Linked DNA regions of Homo sapiens: regions 2, 3 and 4 are each linked to region 1. Evidence: chromatin contacts called from ENCODE Hi-C or POLR2A ChIA-PET data. All regions are on one chromosome and are shown on one strand. Each heading gives the region's core, a stretch centred on a gene start or an enhancer-like site at or near the end of the contact. The rest is flanking DNA. Distances are from core to core; before and after follow the strand shown. Region 1 holds the start of MALINC1 (mitosis associated long intergenic non-coding RNA 1). Region 2 holds the start of SIL1 (SIL1 nucleotide exchange factor). Region 3 holds the start of PAIP2 (poly(A) binding protein interacting protein 2). Region 4 holds the start of WDR55 (WD repeat domain 55).

Region 1 (6,471 bases), core at 2,859-5,358:
ATTTTAATCACCACAGAAAGAAATCCCACCGATCTTCTTCATCTAATTGCAAAGTGCTACTGCATTAGGTTATAAAAATGGCCTGGATTAGCTTCAGAAGGCACTGGTGTCTGGTTGTATGTAAGCAAGCAGAGGAGTTTTAGAGCTACCACAAAATATGCAACAAAGTTCAATAGTGCTATCCAGTTCAGATAGATCCACTCTTTGGAAAAGCCCAGCTTTCTTCTCCATCTCTAAGTTCATCCACATGTTAGTTCTGACATCTGAATTACGTTTAAAAACAAGGAAAGAAAATAAAGGTGCAAATAAGAATTTAGGTCACACTCTTTGTAAAAGTATCAAGAATAACTACCATTTTCAAATTGTCATACTTGTAGCCTACAAATTTACATTTTGCTGATTATGGTAAATGTAAGACAACAGTATCATTTCAACATCTGTTACTTTTACTTTGGTATTTTATTCTTGCCATTACTCTTAAATGATAAAGAAAAATATGCTTCAATAGTACTTAATCAATGACTTTCAAACTGTTATCCCACATTCTATAAGGATTTTCTGTAAGAATTACTTGAAAAAAATAATGGAAATTGAGATTGTATACATTTTCTATTGGAAGAGGAACCCTTGGAATAAAACAAATTAGCACACACATCTGGCTCAGGTGCTGTTAACCAATGATTCCAGAATGGGAGGAGATGGGTTAAAAAGATGAAGCCAGACAACTGATACTAAAAAAGATCAGAGACTCATAGTTACATAAAATTTGACAAATGAGATCAAGTTTAAATAATTACTGGTCCCTTTGCTCTCAAGTTATTGTTTAGTGAGTTTCATCTGGATAAACACATTTTGGTGGTGGTGTAGTTAGGAGGATGAGGAATGATTTTCCCCAGCTTTATACCCTCAACAGAGAGGGTTCTGCTTACCTGCTTATGAAAACCAATTCGATACCATGTTAGCCTTTAAGGAGTAAACTAAAGGATTCACTTTAATAACTCCAGTATCAACAAAGAAAAAGCTGTCCTTGCTTAAACCAAAAATTCAAGATTGCTACTATATAGTATGTTTCAGTGCACATATCAAGTCTACAAGTCTCACACTTCTGACCCTTGTCTTCAAGTCCCTAAACTGGAATAAAACTAGATAAATGCCTGAGGAACCACTTCACACCCTAAACACGTGCAAACTTTGTTCAACAGAACATTTTACTGCCAAAATGGAGTTGGCAGAAGTTTGGAGCAAAGGCCCCCAGGCTGCATGATTTGTTGGCACCAGACAGCTTAAAAATCTTAACATAATACTGCAGAGTTTGAGTACTACCAATTTGCTTGAGACTCCTCCTCCAAGTTTGACTTGAGATAGATGGAAGACGCCATAAAGAAAGACTATTAACACTTCATCCTCTATCCAGAAATGCTTTTATTTCTCACTCCTGATTGTCATACCTCTATATTCCTTGGTGGTTGTATTTACACGGTAAATCAAATGGAGTCTATTTTGAAATGCATATAAATTCAATTGTATTGTGTTGCTTGGATAAAGGGACACAGGGAGAACTACTATAAATACATAAAATTAATTATGACAAAGTTCTACTTAGAAAACACTTGATCCAAATAACCCCCATATATCACAATTTTTTACCCTAAAAATGTGGGAGAAATTAAGATACAGAATTACCTGTAAATTGCTACCATTTTACATTTGGTTCAGCTTGTCTTCTCACTTCTGTAAGTCTGAATGACGGTAGTTTATCTTGTATGTGAACAATTTAGGAAAGCCAGGAAAGAAGCCAAGTAGAGTTCTCTTCAACAAGGGTCAACAATAAAGTCTTGGAAATCTTCATAAGCTTGATGCTGTTAATTAGGAAAAACTGCATCGGAATTTTTAAATTACAGTTGAGTACAAGCAACTATATAACTAGCAACTTCGAACCTGTAAATGCTTGATAAATATGCAGTACTGAGAAAGGATGGTTTGCTTTGGAAGGTTATCTTGTCCTATGTTTCAATAAAAGACAAGGTTTAAAGAGATGCTACTTGCTCCTCATACACCTAAAAAACTTTTTTCTTGAAACTTTCTAATGTTTTCCCTCCGTAGCTCCATGTATTTTATTAATGTGTCTGATAGCCTTTGTTTTTCCTCCTCTAGAACCTCCAAGTTTTCTAATTCTCAGCTATGATTTTAGATCATTAAATCACCAGTTTCTAATCTCCACAATACAGTTGGAAACATTTAGGACAGAATATCCTTTAGGATATTAAGATGCAGAAGACTGTACTTCGAAGGATATTTATATAGTAGTGCTGCCACCTAAAGATGAGGTGAATATAAAGAAGCAATTCAAAGGAAATGACCCATCACCCTTAAGCCAGTCTCATTTTCTCACCTCCAGCTAGGAATTAATAAGCGTGTTGCTGTTGTTGTTGTCATTAACAGGGAAGTTGAACTGTTTCGCAATCACTTATTTCTGAGCTTTAATCCTCTGTGCCAGATAATTTCAGACTCAAACCTTTTCTAGTCCTCTGCGATTCTTCTCAGCCATCAGGCACTGCCTACAATACGTAAGAGGCAGCAAAAGATACTTGGAAAAAAACAATTGAGAGATTTCTGGTTTAGTGAATAAAGCAGGCAATAATAGACCTTAGAGTTTTCCCTTTATCAGTGATAGACTCCTCACAATGCTGAACAACTGACTTACATTTTGATAACTAAATTTTCATCTGTAAAATGGGAGTAATTATACCTTAGTCCTACTTGCCTCGCAGGCTCAACTAGATATGCTTCTGGGAAAGATTCTCTAACAAGTGAGTTTAAAAGTCTACCACTGCCTAACAAAGAGGGATTTTGTGGTATATTTGCAAAGTAACTTCAAAACAAAATAGTTAAATAGGTTGAGGCAATGATTAAGTTTTCCTAAATCACAGTTTGACTTCTCGGAGGTCTATTTAAATAATGATAAAGATGATAAATGCAGTTTTTATTTTGCTGCAGTTATTAGCTGATCCACGTTCCATCTACGTATTCAGTGTTGCAGGATGGAGACGTGACAGCGTAGAAAGCGAGCAAAAGCGTTACCGTGCACCAAAAATCTTGTCAAACTTGATACGATTTCAAGAAGACTGTCTTAAAGGACATTTTATAATTTCACATTTAGCCCTTGCATAGCATTTTATGAAAATTAACTTTTACCCTTTCCCCCTCGGCCCAAGGAAGTCGCATTCCCTCAAAGGGGCCCGGCTTCAACATATTACACTGCGTGGGAGGCTGGGCAGCAACCCCACGCTTCCTGTCAAGGATTCCTGGGGCCAGAGCCTGAAAAGTGCTCTAGCCACTCTTCTCTATGCTAATTCTGTCCTTCCGACCCCTCTTGGCGGGTGTCTGAGGGCCAAGGTGAGACTTTCCCCGGAGATGAAAGGCCTATTGCCTCTTCAGAGACCCGGGCGGAGTTGGGGCGGGGGTGCCGCGTGATAGGGTGGTAGCAGAAGTCGCAACGACGCACAGGGCCCTAAGTTGGAGCTGGCGCAGGCCCTTCAGGGTTCTATCCCCGCCAGAGCCTGGCTTCGGCCTTCAGAAGCCAAACGAGTAATAGGTCCTTCTGGGGCGCTGTGGGCGGTGGGTGGAGGAAGTGTGGGCGGAGAGGCCACAGACATCCCCCTCCTCAGACGCGCCCCAAGGCCTGGCCCGCGGAATGTTGACGCGCCAGGAGCCGATAGGGCGCGCTCACGCGCGAGAAGGGGGCGGAAAGAGCGCGCTCGGCGGCCGCCGCGGCGGCAGCTAAAACGGAGGGACGCGAGAGCGAAGGGCGCGAGCCACGGAGTTGGGAGGAGGGGTGGGGAACGCGGAGCGCGCGCTGACGTCGCCTGGAGTCACGCACGGAGCGCCGGGTTACGCGCCGACGTCTGGCTGCCACGACTTGCCGTCTGCGGCGGCGGCGGCGGCGGCGAGCGGATCCCGCAGGGGAAGGAGGAGGAGGAGGGAGAGCCAAGGGGGCTGTGAGTGAGCGGGAGAAGCAGGGTGTGAGCCGGACTTGCCCATGGGAGGGAGAGCGAGCGAGAGCCGAGCCAGCCATCCGAGCCGCCTCCTCCTCCTCCCCTCGGCGTCCCGCCCCCGCCCGCCAGCCCGCCCTCCTTCCTCCTCAGCCCGCAGAGCCTAAGTGAGGCGCAGCTCGGCTAGCGCCGCTGTCCAGGACAGGTGTGCGCGCGCGCGCCCTCCTCCCCTCCCCCCTTCCTCGCGCCTGTCTCGCGCGCGCCCTCCCTCCCGCCAGCCTGCGCCCTCCCTCACCTGCGGCAGGACAGCGCCCGCCCGCCCGGGTAAGCCCCTCGCGACCTTCCCTGCTGCCACTGCCACAGCTCCAGGTGACGCTCGCCCCGTCCCCTTTACTTGCTCTCTCAGCCCAGGAATAATTATAGTACCATTGCAGACATCCCCGCACCCTCCCTCTTGGAGACCCAGGCGGTGCAGCAACGTTCTCTCCCACCCCCCGCAGCGAGAAACGAATGAACCCCCTCCTACTTTCAAAAGAGAACAAAATAACACGCCCCTTAAGAAAAGAGGCGATCCTACCTCCGCAGGCGCTGGAGACCACCAGTGATGCGTTTGCTTAGCAATCCCTGAGCCCCATTTCCCCTGGCCGCCTTCGCCCTGGGGCCTGGGACTGTGCGCTAGACGTGGCTGACACTCCCTGCACGGCAACCCTGGAAGGAGGGAGAGGAAGGAGAGTTCTATAACCCAGGCTTCACTGCCAACCCCTCCTCTGTTCGGTTCCCCCCACCCCACTACCACCAAATGCATACACCCGCCCAGGATGCGTTGTAAAAACAAAACAAAACCAGGAAAAAAAAAAAAAAAACCTTTGGTGCTGACATCGCAGATGAAGCCGGGCCCAAAGATGGGTGGCCCGAACAAGGCATTTTTACTGCCCCACAGCGCTGGGTCAGCTCCACAGCTCCTCTGCCTTTGTCCGAGGGCAAAAGGAACGGATGTGAAGCTGAGGGGTCTTCTCTGTGAGCGGCGGTGGGCCCCGGAGGCGGGCTGTGATGTTTGTAGGGGAAGGCACCCAACCAATATATCTGCCATAAACCTGAACTTGGGTTGGAGAGCCCCCAGAGACTGGCTGGGGTAACTGGTTCGTAGCTGTCTACCCCGGAATAAATGCCACCTTCTTTTCCGCGGTGTCTGCGGGACCCTCTGTTGGGGGTTCTAATTCGTTTTGGCCTGGGCTCCTTACATTTCTGTCCGGCCAGGCGCTTTTGGACAGCTTTTCGCAGCGGTGTCTAAGCTTGTGTTCGGTGTCCTTGGAAGGGAGGTCCCAGAGCTTTACAATAGGCTGGATTTGGTTTGACATCTTTTGGTGGACTGTCAAAGGGGAAAGGAAATTTTTGGATTACTTCAAGATCCCCCACCGCCCCCGCCCAACTGACGTTTGCGAATTGCGGCTTTGGAAATTGGAGTGTTGACTAGAGTGTGGAGAGAGAGTTGCTGATTTCATTGCTTTGAGTACTAGTAAAACCATTTAAGTATCAGCCGGAAGGGAGACAGCTATTGACATTTACATCGGTTCTGTTTGGACCTTTGGGGTACATAAAATGTCGGGTTCTCTGAATTTTTTATCGAATTTAGAATGTCTGCTACATTTATTTAACTTCTGCAAATGCTTAAAATGAAAACATTTTGGAAATGCGAGGATTTTTATCAAGTGGATTGTTCTCTTCATATATTAAATGTTTACTTCATATCTTTAATCCGAAACATTAAAATAGCATTGAAGAGGCATGATTTTCAAGATTAAGTGAGCTATGGAAAAGGAATACGCTTTTAAAGAACGATCTGGGAAATGCTGTTACTATTAGTCATTGTTGTTGTTAAATGTTAAGATTTATTTGAGAGTTTCTCAATTTTTTTGGTAGACAGTCATGAGAAGAAATGGCTAATTCCTCCACTTTGAACATTTACAGTACAACATCCCAGTTAGTTTTAATGATTTGGGTATTGAAGATAGTTGTCTGGTTTAAGACTGGTATTTAATCTAAGTATCACTTGAAAACACAAGCTCTAATGTTCTTTATTTTGGAAATTTGTGATTTTGTAAAATATTAATCAACATATTGTTTCTATTAGGAACTCTATAATCAGAAGGGTTTACTACCCAGAGGTAGACAACCTCTTTCCAAGTCTATTTTATAAATGTGTGTTGATTTTTACTTTATAAAACCAAAACTGAATTAGATTATTTCAGAATCACCTGTAGTCAGGCTGAAGAAAATTAAAGCTTTTTTCTTTTTTGTTCTGCCTAATGTGTATTTCTTTGCGCACAATTTTTTGTTGGTAAGAGTTTGTTAAATACATAGAGACAGTGGGATTAAAAATAAAGCAGTCTCTATTCTCTTTAAAATGTGTCTGTTGTATTAATAATAAAAGGGCTCAAGAAATCTAGAGACATTATGTCTTTGTAAGCATATTGTGAGG
Region 2 (6,471 bases), core at 1,270-3,769, 910 kb before region 1:
ACAAGGCAGGTGACAAGGTTGCTTACCCATGCCATTCGGGGTTAAATATATATAGGCTGTGTGCAGTGGCTCACGCCTGTAATCTCAACATTTTAGGAGGCCAAGACAGAAGAATCGCTTGAGGCCAGGAATTCAAAAACAGCCTGGGCAACACAGCGAGACCCTGTCTCTACAAAAATTAAAATTACAAAATTAGCTGGGCCTGGTGGTGCGCCCCTGTAGTCCCAACTACTCAGGAGGCTTTAGTGAGAGTATTACTTAAGCCCAGGAGTTCAAGGTTGCAGTGAGCTATGATTATGCCACTGCACTCCGGCCTGAACCACAGTGTGAGACCCCATCTGAAAAATAATAATAATAATAATACAGTATGGTTTAATATATTAAAGAAACTGATCTCTCGCATGGTTCAAAAAGGTCTCTGAAAACAATTCCAGAGGTGGATTTTCAAAACTGCCTTGGACAACAGCCAAATCACTTAGGCACGCCATCCTCAACTCCCACCACCTACACCTGCACACATCACTCTAAAGGAGAACATTCATTGGTGGATCAAGTTCCCACATGTCAGTTATTTTAAAATCCATTTTGTTACCTTTCAGTTTCACTTAATTAGCCTCTTCTCCTGCCAATGAAACACACCAGGGCTCACAGTTGGCCTCAGTAGAGAAGTAATAGCTGGCCTTCAGAAAACAGCAGGGAAGGGGAAGTAAGTGGGAATCAAAGTACTAGGCAACTTTTCATTCCTGGACTGCCGCATCCCTACTAACATTTCCATCACCTGTAAAATGGGAGCAGAACGTCTCTTCTATTGCCAATTTCATTAAAACAGCACATGTATTCATGAGCAGATTAAATTCACTAAACAAATGAAAGAAAGGGGAAATAAATGTGGTGTGGTAACACCATCTTAAAAACCCGAGAGCCATGTTCTCAAAACCACAGACCAAGTTCTGACCCATGTTATACAAATATCAATCCCAATATCGTTACACTCTGGCTCCCATCAAAATCCTACCCAATCCCCAAATCTGGCTATACTTTTATCAGAAAAGAAAAAAACTTGGGTGGGGTGAGAGCAGAAAAGACACACACACACAACAAAATATCTTTCACAATGTCAAAAAAAAACCTGTTTATATGCCAGGCGAGGTGGCTCATGCCTGTAATCCCAGCACTTTGGGAGGCCGAGGTAGACAGATCACCTGAGGTCAGGAGTTCGAGACCAGCCTGATCAACATGGAGAAACCCTGTCTCTATTAAAAATAGAAAATTAGCCGGGCACGATGGCGCATGCCTGTAATCCCTGCTAATCGGGAAGGTGAGGCAGGAGAATCGCTTGAACCTGGGAGGCGGAGGTTGCTGTGAGTCGAGATGGCACCATTGCACTCCAGCCTGAGAAACAAGAGCGAAACTCCGCCTCAAAAAAAAAAAAAAAAAAAAAAAACTGTTTATAAACACATCACTTTCTTCTCTTAGCAAATATGTAAGTTTCATTCTCCTCCTGTCTACTTAGTTTGGGTTAACTTAACCCCCGCCCCATCTCTCAGATCATGTTTTTATTTAGGTTTATTGAGGTGGGAAAGCCAACTGAACTTTAAACGAAGCCAGGCATTTAAGAATATTAGAAAACTGATCTTACATATATAGGTAGTCAAATATTTTTAAAAGACATCAAATGGCATTCTAATTCCTCCGGTGCAAAGAAAGCCCCAGCCTCACACGTGTTAGCATTTCCTGATTCCTGGCTTTTCCCACTCAGAGCCCCATTCCAGGGGCTCATATGTCAAGTCATTCTCTCCTGACTTCTGAAGCAGGGATTTTCAAAGCCAGGATTCCGGGACCACCTGAATGAGAACCCCCTGGGGTACAGCTGCCCACGCACCATCTTATCGGAAATCCCAGGGAATGGAGCCCAAGGCTTATGCACAAAGCCCCTAGACGATCCGAGAGATAACACTAACCAGTCTGTAACCTCTAAAGGCAAATTTTCCAGGACAAAGAAAAACAAGCAATAAGAGAGTGACAATAATTCCACATGGGAAGAGACACACGGGTCTCGGAGATCAACACCAAACCACCCCTTCTTCGGACAGATACGGAAACTTAGGCTGGGAGAATGAAACAGGCAAGGGCACTAAAAACAGGTGCGGAGCCAAAGCCAATCTCAAATTTCCACGGCCCCATCTCCTGCCAATAAAGAGGTGAATGGAGACATTCTGAGTGGGAAAGATAAGAAAGGTAGGCCTTCGGCAGGGAGCCCCGGGCCCACTTGGACGTCCCGCTTTGGAGACACTAGTGAGGATGTGTGGGTCCCCAGAACACTGCTGGGAAGGCGCCGAGGCCGCCGGCAGGAGGAGGCCCAGGAAGCGCCCTGAGCCCCCCGCCCAGCTCCAGGGCCGGGCGGCCCTCACCGCCCCTACCTTCGGCCTCCGGCAGCCGAGTGGCAGACACAACTCCCACAATTCCAGGCGGCCGCGGCGGCGACCAGCTCCCCCTGCGCAAACGCGGCGGCGACCGTCTGAGCCGGTGAGCTGGCAGCTGTCACGCCGCTCGCGGCCTCGCCCAATCGCGGGCCGCCAGACCAGCGCGCGGCGCCCCCCGCCCCGCACCGAGGTGGGAGCCCCGCCCCTAGCCCCGCCCTCTGCAGACTCTTGCACGAGCTGCCCCCGTGCCCCTCCCCTTGGGGGGAGGGAGGGCTGAAGAGATAGCTTCACGCCTGCTTTTGCTTCCAGGCTGGAACTGCGAAGTTTCCTGTCTGATTTTCCAACAATGTAATTTCTTTCTAGCGGAAGGACCCTCAGAAAGCAATCAGAGGGGTGCGGAGTAAAAATAAATCAAGTTCTTGTGACTCAGTTTGGGACAGAAGCCGAGAGTCTCCAGCAATAAAATTTCTCGCAAATTCATGCAAAATAGGACACCTTTAAGCCACTCACTTTATATACTTGTGTAGATTTTTTACAAGGACCAGTTATTTTAAAAATAGCATCAGGTGGCCGGGCGCGGTGGCTCACACCTGTAATCCCAGCACTTTGGGAGGCCCAGGCAGGCAGATCACTTGAGGCCAGGAGTTCAAGACCAGCCTGACCAACATGGTGAAACCCCCGTCTCTACTAAATATACAAAAATTAGCCAGGCGTGGTGGCGAGCGCCTGTAATCCCAGCTACTTGGGAGGCTGAGGCAGGAGAATCGCTTGAACCCACCAGGCAGAGGTTGCAGTGAGCTAAAATCGTGCCACTACACTCCAGCCTGGGTGACAGAGTGAAACTCTGTCTCAAAATCTAATAAAATAAAATAAAGGTCACTTGCGATTCTGATTTTTTTTTAAGACAGAATCTGTGTCCCCCAGGCTGGAGTGCAGTGGCAGGATCTTGGCTTATCACAGCCTTGACCTCCCAGGCTCAAGGGATCCTCCCCCTCAGCCTCCATCCAGTAGCTGGGACCACAGGCGCGTGCCACCGTTGCCAGGCTAATTTTTTTTTTTTTTTTTTTTTTACAGACAGGGTCTCGCTATGTTGCCCAGGCTGGTGTCAACGCAGTTGTAATTCTGCTGTACCAGTGAATATCATGCTTTCTGTACCAGGTGCTGCATATATATTTTATTTACTTATAACGTCCTCTGAGCAGAATGGTCATCCCCTTTTTATAAATGGAGAAGCTGACGCTCAAAGAGGCTAAAGGAGTTATACAAAGTCATACAGTCAGGAAGTGGTAGAACTGGGAGTTAAAGCTAGATTTAAGTGTCTCCAATGTCCTGTTCTCTTTCCACTATTCCACTTTTAGACCTTCCCCTTGCCTAGACATGCTTAACCTGATGAATAAAAATGACTGCCCCCTCCTGCCCTCAGATCCCCCACATAGTGATTCCTGGTCATTCATGAGTGGAGAAAACAGTAATCCAGACAGTTACCTCCCCAAATGGCAAGTATTTCCCAATAGCAAACAACCTATTTCTGGACTTCCCTTCCCTTTTCCATGTACTCTATGAGCTTCTAGCAGACAATTTACCTTCTTGATTATGTTTACTTCAAGCAGATGGGAAACTGACTTCATAGCCACTGAGCAAACCTTGGTTACTAGTATGGGAAGGGAGAACAAGCCCCTGGGCAGTAGTTCAGTGAATAGTGCCAGTTTATGAGAAAGGTCTAGATAAAACACCTAGGGCCTGATTTGGAAAGAGAACAGCTCACTTTTCCCCTGGAACACCCAGGAGACCAGTGAGAAGAACTGGGCCTAAGAATAATTCTAGCTTATGTCACTGCCTAGTACCATAAGTACAGATAATAAATATTCAACAAATATTTCATGAGTGATAAATTAGAGAATGAACATATAAATTATAATAAGACTGGCACGAGTTATAAAAAAGATGTTAATAAAGTGCTACAAGAGTAAGAGCCTTAAAAATAGAATAAGCTCAAATCTTATAATAGCATGAATAAATGAATGCTTGGGCCAAGAGAAGAGTCCAGCTGAACACAGCTGCCAGCGCTCAAAGCGGGGCCTTTCTCCTTGGGACGGATCTAACCAGCTCAGGTATGTGGTAGGAAAGGGATAGTCTGTCTCCCACTGCCACCCCAGGCCTGGTCTCCAAACCTTGAAAAGCTCTGCCATGGTCTGAATGTTGGTGTCTCCCCTAAATTCATACATTGGAACCTCATATCCAATGTGATAGTATTAAAAGGTGGGCAGGTTGGGCCAGGCATGGTGGCTTCCGCCTGTAATCCCAGCACTTTGGTAGGCCGAGGCAGGCGGATCACAAGGTCAAGAGATTGAGACCATCCTAGCCAACATGGTGAAACCCCATCTCTACTAAAAATACAAAAATTAGCTGGGTTTGGTGGTGTGCACCTGTAGTCCCAGCTACTCAGGAGGCTGAGGCAGGACAATCGCTTGAACCTGGGAGGTGGAGGTTGCAGTGAGCCAATATCGCACCACTGCACTCCAGCCTGGCGACAGAGCAAGACTCCATCTCAAAAAAATAAAATAAAATAAAAATGGTCAGGTTGAAGGGAGCTGCCTTGCCCCTTCTGCCGTGGAAGGACACAGTGATCTCCCCTTCCACCATGTGAAGCAAGGCAGCAAGGCACCATCTTTGAAATAGAGAGCAAGCACTCACCAGCCCCTAAATCTGTTGGCACCTTGATCTTGGATTTCCTGGTCTGTAGAACAGTGAGCAGTAAATTTCTGTTTGTAAATTACCCAGCCTAAGGTGTTTGTTATAGTAGTCCCAACAGACAAAGACATACCCTGACAGAACTACCTTCTCAGAGGAACTTGCTCTGAACTTGCTCTGAAATCAAGCCTCTTGAGTTGCTGAAGCCAGTGTGCAAGGTTGAACCTAAGCAGACAGCCTCTACTTACACGGCCTTAAGCAAGGAGGCCCACTGTAAAGGTGAGAAGTTTGGGTGCAAGTCCAGTGATCACAGTGGGTGCTGGAATTTTGGTAGTCTCCTCTCTTTGTTTCCTTATATAAGTCTTGGAATTGAGCAAAAGTAAGTTTAAAATTTCCTTTTAGGCTGGGCGCAGTGGCTCACGCCTGTAATCTCAGCACTTTGGGACGCTGAGGCAGGCGGATCACCTGAGGTCAGGAGTTGAAGACCAGCCTGGTCAACATGGCAAAACCCCGTCTCTACTAAAAAATACAAAAATTAGCAAACCATGGTGGTGGGCGCCTGTAATCCCAGCTACTCAGGAGCCTGAGGCAGGGAGAATTGCTTGAACCTGGGAGGTGGATGTTGTAGTGAGCCAAGATCACGCCACTACACTCCAACCTGGGCGACAGAGCAAGACTCTATCTCAAAAAAAAAAAAAATCCTTTTAAATAAGTAAACAACAGGCTAAAAACCACCTCTCTCTTGCAGTTCTGTTGGGGAGTTTCTAGAATCCCTCTTCCACTCCCCAGAAGAGCAAAGGAAGGCTTGGAAGGGTAGAGAGACTGAGGAATCACCTTCAACCCGGCCACCATCAATCAAATCAAAGGAAACCACAGCACCTACCCCCAGAGCCCTGGCTAGGCGGAGATTTATAATCAATTTGGCCTTCCTCAACAAGCAGAATATGTTGAGTAGATCATTTCTCCTCTGATCAGCCTTTCTCAATTAATCTCCCACAAGCCTCACACCCTGTTGTGTGAAAGTATTCCTGGCTTCAGGAGTTGGCTCCCTGCTCTCTCTGGATGGGCCTCAAATGTTGAGTGGGGAGCAGGAGCCCTCACTTTGTCTCACCACTGTATTGATCTGCCTCCTCCCCTCGGCCCCTTCCTCTTTGCCCACCCAGCTTTCACCACACAACTCAGATCCTGCTGCCAGGAGTCCCTTCTGGACTGCAGACATTTTATTCACTTGAACATGAGCACCAAGCTACATGCCAGCCATTGGCTGTGGGGGTACAACTGTGAAACAGTCCTACTGGTTCTTACCCTCGAAGAGCTCAGGGTCAAATGAGAGACACAGAAATGTAAACAGATCAAA
Region 3 (6,471 bases), core at 2,097-4,596, 770 kb before region 1:
AGGTCAGGAGTTCAAGCCTTGCCAACATGGTGAAACCCCGTCTCTACTAAAAATACAAAAATTAGCTGGGCATGGTGGTGCGCGCCTGCAGTCTCAGCTACTTGGGAGGCTGAGGCAGGAGAATCACTTGAACTGGGACCTGGGAAGCAGAGATTGCAGTGAGCCGAGATCGTGCCACTGCACTCCAGCCTGGCCTACAGAGCGAGACTCCATCTCAAAAAAAAAAAAAAAAAAAAAAAAAAAAAAAGAAATCTGACCACCCAGAAATACTGCTATTAACATTTTGATGACCATTCTATCAGATACTTGGCATTTATACCTACTCGTGCCTGTTTACATATAAAATTTTGAAAGATTTTACAAACATGCTGTTTTGCAACCTGCTCTTTTAAAAAGCATTGATATATTCTATATCAATGAATATACATATTTTAAATAACTATTTTAATGCATCATTATTCATTTAACCAATTTCCTGTTGATAGGCATTTTGATCTTTTGGGTTTTATAACCAGGCTATAAATATTCTTACATGTCTCTCTTTACATCTGTCCATTTGGGTAGATTCCTATATTTGGAATGTTTGGGTAAGAAGGTACATACTTTTTACATTATTGATGAGAAATGAGGGGTCTGTAGGAAGGTGGTAATTTACAGTGGGGGCCTACTCATAGCCATCCTGGGCCTTCTGATTTCTACTTCAACCTCCATCTTAAGATGGTTACTATGTGAACCAGATAGGTAAATTTTTGCAGTGTTTTAAAACTGGATCTCTCTGTTGGTCCCATTGCAGTGTCTCTCCTTACCATTAGCAAACTTGTTAGCCTTCATTATTTTGTTTTCCATGTATAGATCATCACCATCACTATCCAAGTATAATATTGCTACATTGAAGTTTATTTTGCATGTGAGCAGAGTGTCCTTATGTCTAGAGAATGCCAAGGAAATACTGGGCCCCTGACGCTTAGCCACTGTGGTGAACTCTCAGTGCGATCTGGAAATTGAGATCTTAACCCCTTTGTGTGGGAAAAACAGCATTGGCCTTTGAGTGTTTCACATGATTTATCAAATATTTTTTATTACCATTATAACCAGTTAAGTGGCTTGTGTTACTAAATAACAAATTCAATTATCTCATGTTTACCTTTTTGTTTATTTGTTTGTTTTAAGACAGAGTCTCACTCTGTCACCCAGGCTGGAATGCAATGGCATGCTCTGGGCTCACCGCAACCTCCTCCTCCCGGGTTCAAGCGATTCTCCTGCCTCAGCCTCGCGGGTAGCTGAGACTACAGGCATGTGCCACCACATCCGGCTAATTTTTGTATTTTTATTAGAGATAGGGTTTCACCATGTTGGCCAGGCTGGTCTCAAACTCCTGACCTCATGATCTGCCCGCCTCAGCCTCCCAAAGTGCTGGGATTACAGGTGTGAGCCACCGCACCTGGCCTCATGCTTACCTTTTAAGAGAGTCTGGGTTAGGCCAGGCCCTGTGGCTCACGGCTGTAATCCCAGCACCTTGGGAAGCTGAAGCGGGCAGATCATTTGAGCCCAGGAGTTCAAGACCAGCCTGGGCAATATGGCAAAACCTCATTTCTACAAAAAATTCAAAAATTAGCCAGGCATGGTGGTACACACCTGTGGTCTCAGCTACTTTGCAAGCTGAGGTTTGAGGATTGCTTGAGCCAGGGAGGTTGCGGCTGTAGTGAACCGTGATCATGCCACTGCACTCCAGCCTGGGTGATGGAAGACTGTGTCTTAAAAAGAGAGTCTGAGTCATCTCAGACTATATAAATACCTATTTTGTTATGTTCAGACTTCCTTCAGCCTCAGATTGATAGCTTATCTTCACAGTTTAGAATATAGATCTGTAAGTGCTGCCAAGGTGGTTGACCCAGGAGCTAGGGCAGAACCATCTGCATTCATTTCTTTGGGGCTTTGGACTGGCCCAGAAGAGTATTCAGTGAATGAAATAGCTCTGAAGAGGAACAACCCGGTTTCTAAATTCAAGCCTTCCCATGGAGGGAATTTTTTGTCTTAGTAAATACTACAAGCATATAGTTTTTAAAAGATTCAAATTTTTCAGGAGAAAAGGATAGTTATTTGCACCCATTTCCTAGTCGGTCATTTGCCCTCTCCAAAGGGAAGAAATTAGTTTGTGTCCCTTTTTCAAAGATAGTATCTACACATTTGAACATCCAGATTTGTAAAACACATACTCTCGGCCGGGTGCGGTGGCTCACACCTGTAATCCTAGCACTTTGAGAGGCGGAGGCGGGTGGATCACGAGGTCAGGAGATCGAGACCATCCTGGCCAACACGGTGAAACCCCTATCTCTACTAAAAGTACAAAAATTGGCCGGGTGTGCTGGCGTGCGCCTGTAGTCCCAGCTACTTGGGAGGCTGTGGCAGGAGAATCTCTTGAACCCGGGAGGCGGAGGTTGCAGTGAGCCGAGATGGCGCCACTGCACTCCAGCCTGGGCAAGAGAGCCAGACTCCGCCTCAAAAAAACAAAACAAAACAAAAAAACAAAAACATACTCTCTTCTTTACATTGCTTAGTGTCACTAGAAATATATCTTGGGGCTTGTCAACGATGACAGGAAGGAAGCATGGGTAAGAATAACTATGGGGCCAGTGCACCCAGGATCACGGACTACAAAATTCTTGAACCCGGAGGTCACACTTTTCTATCCTGTGTGGACAGGGCATTTCCTCCTTTAGCCACAAAGAAGTTGCACATGTATTTGTATTTTGCGTTTGCATCCAGCTTCAAAAAGTGTGTTTTTGTGCCTGCACATGTCTGAGTGCGGATGTTTGCATATCATTTAGTACGCCTCTGTGATTTCCCTTAGTTTATTATTTTTCTGTGTCAGGATCTTGACGTGACTCGGTGCATGTCGCTGTTTGTGTGACATTGTGTATCATTCTTGGGGTGTGTATGGGTATGTGTGTGCTATGTCATTACCTAAATATTACGTTTTTGGGGGGGTGTGTGATGTCTGTGAAAGTCCACGCCTGTGTATCTTGTCAGGGTGCTCTTCAGTCCCCAGCTGCCTCACTCATTGCATATCATCATTCTCGGAAGATGGGCGGGTGTGGGAACAGTGGTACGCCCCCATTCCTGCCTTCCAGAGAGAACGTGCGACAGCGTTCCTGCTACACCCGGCAGCCGGCCGTAGGGGCGCGCTGGAAAGGCTGCTGCGCGTGCACACGTGTGCAGCCTTGGAGACAGACTTCGGGGTCGCGCGTTCTCGCGCGCGCTCTCTAGTGGCTTCGGAGGGCAGAGCTGACAGAACAAGAGGGCGGGGTTGGCGGCGACGGAAGTGAAGTCACTTCCGGGCTGGGGTGTTTGTTTGGACTGGAGAAGGGAGGCGGCGGGCGAAGCGCACGTCGAGCGGGGGAGCGGCGCTGCCTGTGGAGATCCGCGGAGGCCGACAGGATTCGTTGGCTGCCGTCCCCGCTGCTGTGCATTGGGTGAGGGGTCCTCTCGGGCAGAGTGGCGACAGGGGTGCGGAGGTCGAGGGACAGCAAGTCGGCGACGGCAGAGGGGCCTAAAGGGTTCCCTGGGTGGTTGGCCACCGAGTCCATTGCGGCCTCCGTTGTTCATTGCCTCTTTCCACCAAGTCTGAGGGATGAGCTTGGGCCGACTTCGTCTCTGTCTTCTCCGAGACATGGCCGTCGCTTTTTTTTCATTGTCATTATTAATGATTTGGATCTCGCAGCTCTCTATCCGGGTCCTCAGTGGCGCGAGGGTTGCCGGGATAGCACTTTCTCCTGTTCCTCATTCTCCCGGTCCTTTATCCCTCCGCCGGGTACCCTTTCCCCTGCCCCCCTCCCACCGCCTCGGCAACAAAGCTTATTGTTTCTACCCACTTTACGCCTGCGCGTCGCCACGCGCAGCCCCTACTTGCTGCGCGTGCGCGCCTCAGCCGAGGCTGGGGTTTGGGGAGAGAGGGGCGGAGGGACTGGCGGGCTCTTGGCGTCTTGGGGGAACGCTGCAACCGTCGACGGGCCTGATCAGAAGATCGTCTTTCTCCCGTTTCTTCGCCATCGCTACCCCTTATTTTTGGTTGTATTGCAGCTCATGCCCTGGAAAAAAGAACCTTTGGGGTACTGGGAACCCTTACCCTAGGAGGGCGTTGAGTTAGATGAACTTTAAGGTCCTCTTACCTTTTAATAATTTTCTGTGCTTACTCTCCTCCTTCCCCACCATCGCCACCAGAAATAAATAAGGCTTGTGGTGAACTTAGGTCTTCAAAACATTTGTTGCAGCAGCCAGCAGTGATATTTTTTAGGGACTCCTAAAAGGGGTCTTACCTGCTTCCTTTTGTTTCTTTTTTCCCTGATTTGGCACCCGTATCAACTCATAAAAACCCCAAACTCTAGAAAGAATTTGGCTTCCAATTTGCCTTGGAAGGTGTAGCAGCTGACAGCCTTTGACGTTTATTTCAACGGAAAGTAGATGTTCATGTTGGGTGTGCTGGCTAATGTTGAAACGTGGTGGCATTGTTTTTTCACAGATTTCATTAGCACAGTTAGATCAGGTGTTGGTTTATATTTTCATTAAGTCGCTTTTGAAATTTCTTCTGGCGTAGGTTGTGTTTGCAATAAGTAAAAGTTCTCTACAATAATTTTTAATGAGACTCCACTATTTGCTTTTGTGATTCTGTTTCCAGTTAGTGAAAGACAGGATATTTGGGGAAAATTAGTCTGTTTATACTACTTGTCAGTTGTGAACTTGAATAAAACTTTTTCACACACACACAAAATCACAGGATAGGTAACTTGACAAGAACTATAGAACCCACTTGTGTTTCTTTAAGGGATGGAGGTTAGGGAATGGAGATTTCCTCTAATGATTCAAGGCTGTGCACGTTGCTCCTTAGGAACTCAAATTGAGGTAGGTAATTTCACCCTCTTTTGGTCAGAATGAGTTTATAGCAGGCTTTTCCTTAAATAAGCACTCTGCACTTTATTCAGGTTTATCACTTTATGACTCTAGAGTGTGATGCTCCAGTTTTAGTGAAAAACTTGAACACTTAGCACAGCAATTTGGTTGATACTGTGGGAGATTAAAGAATGTGGAAGGCAAGACCTCTGCCCCCTTGTAATCTAATAACCTTTTGTGCTTTTAAAACATTTTCTTGTAATTTACATCCTATTGTCATTCATTATCATGAAACGTGAAATGGGCAGAGCAAGTTTTTTTTTTTTTTTTTTTTTGAGATGGAGTCTCACTCTGTCGCCAGGCTGGAGTGCTGGAGTGCAGTGGCGCAATTGGCTCACTGCAACCTCCGCCTCCCCGGGTTCAAGCGATTCTCCTGCCTCCGCCTCCCTAGTAGCTGGGACTACAGGCGCTTGCCACCACGCCGGCTAATTTTTTGTATTTTTAGTAGAGACAGGGTTTCACCGTGTTAGCCAGGATGGTCTCGATCTCCTGACTTTGTGATCCGCCCCCGTCGGCCTCCCAACAGAGCAAGTTTTATCTTGCCCATTTGGGAATTAAAGAAATAGAAGCCTGAAAGATTATTTTTATTTAGCAAATATTTATATAACAATAATGCCAGGCATTGTTCTCATTGCCTTTACAAATATTAACTAATTTGATCCACAACATAGCTAGAAGGTAGGCCCTACTGTAAAATGAAGATAACAAATGAGACGTGAAGTAACTTTCCCAATGTCACAGAGCTATGATAGTCGGAATTCAAATCCAGATAGTCCAGAGATTCTATGCTCTTAACCATTATGTGGTGCTGTGTGATTTAGTGACAGGTCTAGGGTACTTTAAGGTGGCTATGTAGCATAGCTGGGATTTGAACCTACGTCTTCTGACTGTGGTCTAAGATTAAAGTTGTCCAAGTCATTGCCTTTGTGATCTAGACCACCTGTTGCACAGGTGCATGAATAGTTTGCATTTGATATAGGCTAAGGTTCAGTTCCAAAAAACTCCCTTTTTTCTTAATTTTTTCATTGTTTAGAGTGGTGCTGTCCAATGATGTAGGTACTGTGTGTGGTTATGAGCACTTGAGATGTGGCTAGTGTAAATGAAGAACTAAATTTTAATTAAATAGATCTGTGTAGCCGATGGCCACCATATTGGATGGGCACACGTTTGGAGAATTTGAATAGCCTCTGCTTCTTATATCAGTTTGTATAAATTTGGGTGGCATTTCTAATGTACTTGAGCTTTTATCAGTTAGGATGACCCATTCTTGCTCTCACCTAATTACCCTTGTTACACTACAGTTGAGATTAGGGTAGACTTTGGGATTTTCTTGTGACATTGTTTCACCTCTGTAGATTTAAGATCTCTAATTTTTACCTTGTCCCTTGGTCTAGAGACCTTTAACTGCCCTAAATATTTAATCACCGAGATAGTTAATGCCAATTGTTATGTGCTAGGTTCTCTAACTAGGTACTATTATTAATTCCCATGCAACAGATGAGGAAACCGAGACTCAGGTTAAGT
Region 4 (6,471 bases), core at 1,177-3,676, 560 kb after region 1:
CTATTTTCTTTGTTGAGCATGTCCCCTCCAGTGCCCTTGAAGCACCAAGAACACTAATTCCACTGGTTGTGTAAAATCACATGCAGAAAGTCATCAGTCCTTTCCTGAGCTGTGGTTCTAGATTCCTAGACAGTAAGGATGCTCTCTAGCCAGTGTGCCCAGTAGAGAAGAGAATAATGATCCTCACTGATGGGCAAGAGGTGGATAGAGGAATGTAAGTATGATTGGTCTCAAATGTCAGACTCATTCCGGCCCATCTTCAGGCCTAGTCCCTGGGGAAAGATTTCCTGGGGATTGCTGTCAGCCTGATGGGCTGCTAATCTGATCTCCAGGCTATGAAGGACTGGGCTCTGGATGAAGGCATCTAATGAAAATCACTTATGGGTGGGAACCAAAACCTTTTATGAGTTTATGTACTATGAGCTTTATTAATGTTGAGTACAAATCACTGTCTCCTTGGCTAAAGGTGTAACCTTAGGGAAGTGCTTTGGGTTTAGAGCTGATATAGTGTGGCCCTGCAGGTACAGGAATTCCTATCCTAGACCAGAAGGGTTTGGTGCCCTTCATCACCCTGAAACATTTGCCAAGGCCCAGAATAGGTCTGTTGACCTTTGAATCACACCATTCCCTTCCCTTTTCTTCCCTTCTGCTCATTACCAGCACTTTGGCCTGGTGCTCATCATTAGGTGTCACTACTGCTTCCTGGCTGGATGCCACGCTGCCACTGTCTACCCTGAGCCCAAGATTTGTGGCCTCACCAGATCCAAGAAAGCTAGAAAGTCACCTTAGCCATTACCTTGTCTTTGATTATATTCACCTTGGTAGGACAGGTTTTTGTGAGGAAGCCAGTATTGTGCATGGCATGTAAGAGGCTGAAATTGGGCCTTGCTGCAATAGCACCTAGAATGGCTAATTTCAGACAAATGACACCATGGTTCTATGGATGTAGGTAGGCAGTCCCAATTATTAAAAATGGTCACAGAGACATGGCACAGGTGAAGACATCTGGAGAGTCACTAAAAGCAAGACCTGGAGATTGTGGGTTTGAAATTCAGTTTCTGAGGCCAGGCTCGATGGCTCATGCCCACAGTCTCAGTGCTTTGGGAGGCCAAAGCAGGAGAGTCTCTTGAGGCCAGGAGTTCATGAGTCTATAGCTATGCAGGAGGATCGAACCGAAGAGTTCAAGGCTGTAGTGAGCTATGATCACACCACTGCATTCTGAGCCTGGGTGACAGAGCAAGACCTTGATTTAAAAAAAGAAATTCAGGGGCTGGGCGCCGTGGCTCACGCCTATAATCCTAGCACTTTGGGAGGCTGAGGTGGGAAGACACGTCAAGAGTTCAAGGCCAGCCTGGGCAACATACTGAGTCCTCGTTTCTACAAAATATACAAAAATTGGCCAGGTGCGGTGGCTCACGCCTGTAGTCCCAGCACTTTGGGAGGCCAAGGCGGGCGGATCACGAGGTCAGGAGTTTGAGACCAGCCTGGCCAACATGGTGAAACCCTGTTTCTACTAAAGATACAAAAAATTAGCTGGGCGTGGTGGCATGCGCCTCTAGTCCCATCTACTCGGTAGGCTGAGGCAGGAAAATCTCTTGAACCCGGGAGACGGAGGTTGCAGTGAGCCGAGATCGCACCATTGCACTCCAGCCAGGGCGAGACTCCGTCTCAATAAATAAATAAAAATTAGCCAGGCGTGGTGCCGCGTGCCTGTAGTTCCAGCTACTCGGAGGATCGCTTGAGCCGAGCGGTGATCGTGCCACTGCACTCCAGCCTGCGCGACAGCGCAAGACCCTGTCTCAAAACAAAGCAAAACAAAAAAGAAAAAAAAATTCTTGGTAACTGAGCACTGCTTGTCCAGCCCATTGAGTTTCTGTAGACAAATTGTAGGAACTGGCACAGCAAACTGGCCACAAAGACGTTAGGGGCGTGGACACCAGCTGCTTGAGCTGCCTGCTGTCCCAGACTCCCGTATGTCATCGCGCAGCGTGGGATTTTGCGGCTTCCTGACAGCCCAGGCTGTCGCTTGACTTGATCTTGGGTTTCACCAAGCCACGAAGGACTAGCGTCCCTCTCTCCTATCCCAAGGGCATTAAGCCTGTCTGGATGAAGTAGGAGAGGAAAGATTTACACGCAGTTCTCAACTTTACGTGACGTGACTAGGGAGGGAATTGACGGTCGCACCGTCTACCTAGCCCAAACGGGGTCACAGCAGGACAAGGAAGTAGCCGATCTCCCAGATGCGGTCTCTTCGCTCCGCTCCACCCGCACCAGCAGCGGCCCACCCACCTCTCCTGTAAGAGGAAGAACGTCCCGGAGACACTTCCGGCCCCGCCCCCCGAGGCGGAAGCGGAGTGCCAGGCTACTCCTCCCGCAGTGTGGGTGGTTCCGAGGCTGACTACCCTGCGGCGGCGCGGCTCGCAGTCCTTCTCAGCATGGACCGCACTTGTGAGGAGAGGCCCGCTGAGGATGGGAGCGACGAGGAGGACCCAGACTCCATGGAAGCCCCAACCCGGATCCGGGACACTCCGGAAGACATCGTGCTGGAAGCTCCGGCTAGTGGGCTGGCGTTCCATCCGGCCCGTGACCTACTGGCTGCAGGGGACGTGGACGGGGACGTGTTCGTGTGAGAGCGGGGCAGGGCCGGGGCGCCGGGTCTGGAAGCTTCCCGGGGGTGGACCTGGGAACAGGAGAGATGAGAGAAAGTTGCAGGGAGACAAATTTTGCAAGATTCTTTGGGTCCAATTTATTCAGTAACATTCGGCTCTTCTATCACACCAATCTGTTGAAAGAACTGGAATGTCGTGACAGAGCCCAGATACCGTAGTAGGCCAAAAAGCCCTTTAAGGCCTTGTTATTTCCCACCGATTATTATTTATTTACTTACCTATTTATTTTTGAGACGGAGTCTCGCTCTGTCGCCGAGGCTGGAGTGCAGTGGCGCGATCTGGGCTCACTGCAACCTCCCCCTTCCGGGTTCAAGCAGTTCTCTTCCTCAGCCTCCCGAGTAGCTGGGATTATAAGCGCCCGCCACCACGCCCGGCTAATTTTTTTTGTATTTGTAGTAGAGACGGGGTTTCACCATCTTGGCCAGGCTGGTCTTGAACTCCTGACCTCGTGATCCACCTGCCTTCCTCCCAGAGTGCTGGGATTACAGGCGTAAACCACCGTGCCCGGACTCCTACCGGATTATTATATTGTGCCCGAGACAGGCTCAGCAGGCCCCTTTAAGTGATTTTTCAAACCACAAATCTTGGCTCACGCCTGTAATACCCGCACTTTGGGAGGCCGAGGTGGGCGGGTCACCTGAGGTTGGAGCTCGAGACCAGCCTGTTCAACATGGTGAAACCCCGTCTCTACTAAAAATACAAAAATTAGCCCGGTGTGGTGGCGCGGGCCTGTAATCCCAGCTACACGGGAGGCTGAGGCAGAAGAATCACTTGGATTCGGGCGGTGGAGGTTGCAGTGAGCCAAGATCGTGCCACTGCACTCCAGCTTGGACAATAGAGTGAGACACTCCCTTGATTAAAACCCTTCAATGGTCTGCTTTTAGGATTTAGTACAAATTTCTCAATCCTGCCTTCAACGCCCTGACCATCTGTGCTCATTCATCCATACCTTTTAAAAATACGTCTTGGGCCGGGCGTGGTGGCTCATGCCTGTAATCCCAGCACTTTGGGAGACCAAGGTGGGGTATCACCTGAGGTCAGGAGTTGGAGACCAGCCTGGCCAACATGGTGAAATCCTGTCTCTACTAAAAATAGAAAAATTAGCTGGGTGTGGTGGCGGGCACCTGTAATCCCAGCTTCTCGGGAGGCTGAGGCAGGAGAATCGCTTGAACCTGGGAGGTGGAGGTGGCAGTGAGCCGAGATCGTGCCATTGCACTCCAGCCTGGGCAACAAGAGCAAAACTCCATCTCAAAAAAAAATCTCGAAACCTCAGCCCATTTGCATGTGCTATTCTGTCCGGAAAACTCCTTTCCCCTCACTTTTACCTACTATCTCTGAGTTTCCAGGATCTCTTCCCTCTTCCTCTCTCCCCAGACTAAAATTGGTTACCTGTTAGATGCTGCCATGGCACCAGGTGCCATGGTACCTTTCCCTTAATAATGAATGGTTGGTAACCATATGTCCATTTGTGTAATTATTTGAATGCTGTCTCCTTCACTAATGTTTTTCAAACGTCTTTGACCTTGCCTCACAGAGAAATACCTTTTACATTATATATGATGCTCTGTGATACAATTGCTGATTTTATTCTATTATTGTGTACATGTACACAAAATGCTGATCGTAGCTTACTAGTCCGTTATATGACTAGAATGTGAAAAAACACTGTTCTGGAGTGTAATCTGTCATCGGTTTTGTTCTCTATTTTATCTCCAACCTCTAGTCTAGGGTAGATGCTCAACACATGTTTGATTTTGAACAAAAGATACAGGTTAGAGGCAGTGGAAAAGTTGAAGATGTTATGCTTATCAGATTTACTTAATGAATTTAAACCTCAACCCCTCATTAGCTGTAATGGCCTTGAGCGTGTTAACTTCTGTATTTTCATCTTTGAAAGGGGGAATTATACCTACCCTTGCAGAGGGGACAAGTTTGCAGTACAGCACCTAAGCAGCTCTTCAACAAATGTAGGTTCCCTTCTACTACTATCCATATTTATGGTGCCAGGCACTTGGGAGTTGCCCTAGACATCCACCTTTCTTCACATTCCACACAACTTTGTTGCTTCCCTTGTCTTAAAAAAGGTTCTGGAGGAAAATTCTTGGTTCTCCCCTTCCCCACCCTCAGCCATGACTATTGTGAAAAGGTTCCTTTTCCGAGGATTAAATTCAAACTTCTGCTTGGCTCATGTGGTCTCATGCCCACCCCAGCCCATCTTTCTAGATTCAGTCATGCTACTCTCCTGCTACAAGGAACCCTCCTCATTCCTTATCTCTGCTGCCTCCAGTATCTGGCCCTTGCTCTCTGCCAGGCAAATTCTACTCTTGTATGATCCAACCCACATGTCACCACCTTAGCTTTCCAGGGCTCTCTTCTCCCTTCCCAAGTATTCATTCAATTTGTGAATGTTTATTAAGCTACTTTTTCACGTTCAGCACTGGGATAGAGAAAATGAGCAGGCTCAGTTCTGCCTACCTGGAACTCACTGGCAATTAAGCATGTATTCATTCTGCCCTTTTTGAGGATCTGCTCTGAGGCAGGCACTTGGGGGTATTCCATAAACAGTACTCACCTCAAAGTTGTTTACAGGCTGGTGCCTCTCCCCCACCTCCATTTTGATCTTGCCTCTTTTTCAGCACGTACTCTCAATGTACTGTAATTAATTGTGGCTTTCTCTAGCTCCTGCAGACCTGAAGTGCAAGAGCCTGCTCTACCTTACTGATTTTTAGATTTCTAACTTCTGGGGCTGGTCTTTTGTCATTGATGTAACAAATATCTCCTCCACAGTGGTCCAGACCCAATCTTTGTCCAGGCTGGGGCTTTCAAAGATGATAAAGAGGGGTTGGGTGGGATCACAAAGAAATCTTGCGCAAATATACCTTGAACTAACATATATTGAAAAAAGCAGGACCTAACATTTCAAACTCACTGAAAATGGAGAAATGAGATGGTAAACTTTTTGGGCTTAGAGGTGTAGAAGCAGGAACTCTTAGGTAGGTGGGAAGGCTGCTCTGTCTAGTTGGTCTCTGCACTCAATGCAACCCAGGCTGGGTCTGGAGTCATTTACCCTCCTTGCCCTCTCCCCAGCTTTTCCTACTCTTGCCAAGAGGGAGAAACCAAGGAGCTCTGGTCATCAGGTCACCATCTCAAGGCCTGCCGAGCTGTGGCCTTCTCTGAAGATGGGCAGAGTGAGTACTGGGGAAGACAACCAGCAATGTGGTGGAAGGGAGCAGTGAGCAGCACCATGACCTGGGCACCTTTTCCCCAGAGCTCATTACTGTCTCCAAGGACAAAGCCATCCATGTTCTAGATGTGGAGCAGGGCCAACTGGAAAGACGTGTTTCCAAGGCTCATGGGTAAGGAGAGCAGCCAATTCTGTGTATGTGCATGGAGGTGAAGGGTAAGGACCAGGAGGTCCCCACTGGGACAGAGATGCTCCAAGAAGTTCTACATCTGTGTCTCTAGTGCCCCCATCAATAGTCTTCTGCTGGTGGATGAGAATGTTCTGGCCACTGGGGATGACACAGGTGGTATCTGTCTCTGGGACCAGCGGAAGGAGGGCCCCTTAATGGATATGAGGCAACATGAAGAGTACATCGCAGACATGGCTCTGGATCCAGCCAAAAAGCTGCTGCTGACAGCCAGGTACAACTTCAAAGCTGCCTTGCCTCCCCTCCCCTCCCTGTGTGAAATGTCTTCCTCAAATAGACCTTGCGTCTAAGCCTACTGCTCTACTCTCTACAGCGGGGATGGCTGCCTTGGCATCTTCAACATTAAGAGGCGTCGGTTTGAGCTGCTCTCA

Evidence for each region. A loop is a pair of places that touch in the nucleus more often than their neighbours do. ChIA-PET counts read pairs that join two places held with the same protein, here RNA polymerase II (POLR2A). Pooled maps may share reads with other maps.
Region 2: a loop to region 1 is called in a map of naive thymus-derived CD4-positive, alpha-beta T cell, with 7 times the contacts of the local background. The contact joins the promoter of SIL1 here to the promoter of MALINC1 in region 1. A Hi-C loop is called at or near these places in 2 of 168 maps with a recorded cell type or tissue (CD4-positive, alpha-beta memory T cell and naive thymus-derived CD4-positive, alpha-beta T cell) and 9 of 50 pooled maps. POLR2A ChIA-PET finds 5 or more read pairs at or near these places in 1 of 52 experiments (activated T-cell).
Region 3: a loop to region 1 is called in a map of naive thymus-derived CD4-positive, alpha-beta T cell, with 7 times the contacts of the local background. The contact joins the promoter of PAIP2 here to the promoter of MALINC1 in region 1. A Hi-C loop is called at or near these places in 3 of 168 maps with a recorded cell type or tissue (CD4-positive, alpha-beta memory T cell and naive thymus-derived CD4-positive, alpha-beta T cell) and 10 of 50 pooled maps.
Region 4: a map of naive thymus-derived CD4-positive, alpha-beta T cell shows a loop between it and region 1 (14-fold over the local background). The contact joins the promoter of WDR55 here to the promoter of MALINC1 in region 1. A Hi-C loop is called at or near these places in 1 of 168 maps with a recorded cell type or tissue (naive thymus-derived CD4-positive, alpha-beta T cell) and 7 of 50 pooled maps. POLR2A ChIA-PET finds 5 or more read pairs at or near these places in 1 of 52 experiments (OCI-LY7).

The regions. Positions count from the first base shown.
Region 1 is chr5:140,103,904-140,110,374 of GRCh38, forward strand. It overlaps MALINC1 (mitosis associated long intergenic non-coding RNA 1), which reads right to left and starts at 4,109. Exons shown (of 4, transcript NR_102741.1): 1 at 3,506-4,109; 2 at 2,393-2,587; 3 at 1,684-1,859; 4 at 1-263. LOC124900193 reads right to left here and starts at 5,366. Exons shown (of 4, transcript XM_047417990.1): 1 at 3,881-5,366; 2 at 2,393-2,558; 3 at 1,684-1,876; 4 at 1-263. The coding sequence starts at 5,082. The coding sequence ends at 4,156. RefSeq lists enhancers at 3,209-3,308, 4,419-4,920 and silencers at 3,839-3,908, 3,939-3,998, 4,009-4,268.
Region 2 is chr5:139,195,849-139,202,319 of GRCh38, forward strand. SIL1 (SIL1 nucleotide exchange factor) reads right to left here and starts at 2,520. Exons shown (of 10, transcript NM_022464.5): 1 at 2,421-2,520. RefSeq lists a silencer at 2,196-2,725.
Region 3 is chr5:139,338,508-139,344,978 of GRCh38, forward strand. PAIP2 (poly(A) binding protein interacting protein 2) reads left to right here and starts at 3,347. Exons shown (of 4, transcript NM_016480.5): 1 at 3,347-3,473.
Region 4 is chr5:140,662,478-140,668,948 of GRCh38, forward strand. WDR55 (WD repeat domain 55) reads left to right here and starts at 2,427. Exons shown (of 7, transcript NM_017706.5): 1 at 2,427-2,626; 2 at 5,757-5,857; 3 at 5,938-6,025; 4 at 6,135-6,314; 5 at 6,414-6,471. The coding sequence starts at 2,436. LOC124901088 (a long non-coding RNA gene) reads right to left here and starts at 2,960. Exons shown (of 2, transcript XR_007058968.1): 1 at 2,888-2,960; 2 at 1-2,680. IK (IK cytokine) reads left to right here. Exons shown (of 20, transcript NM_006083.4): 20 at 1-3. RefSeq lists enhancers at 1,838-2,504, 1,922-2,081, 2,432-2,561.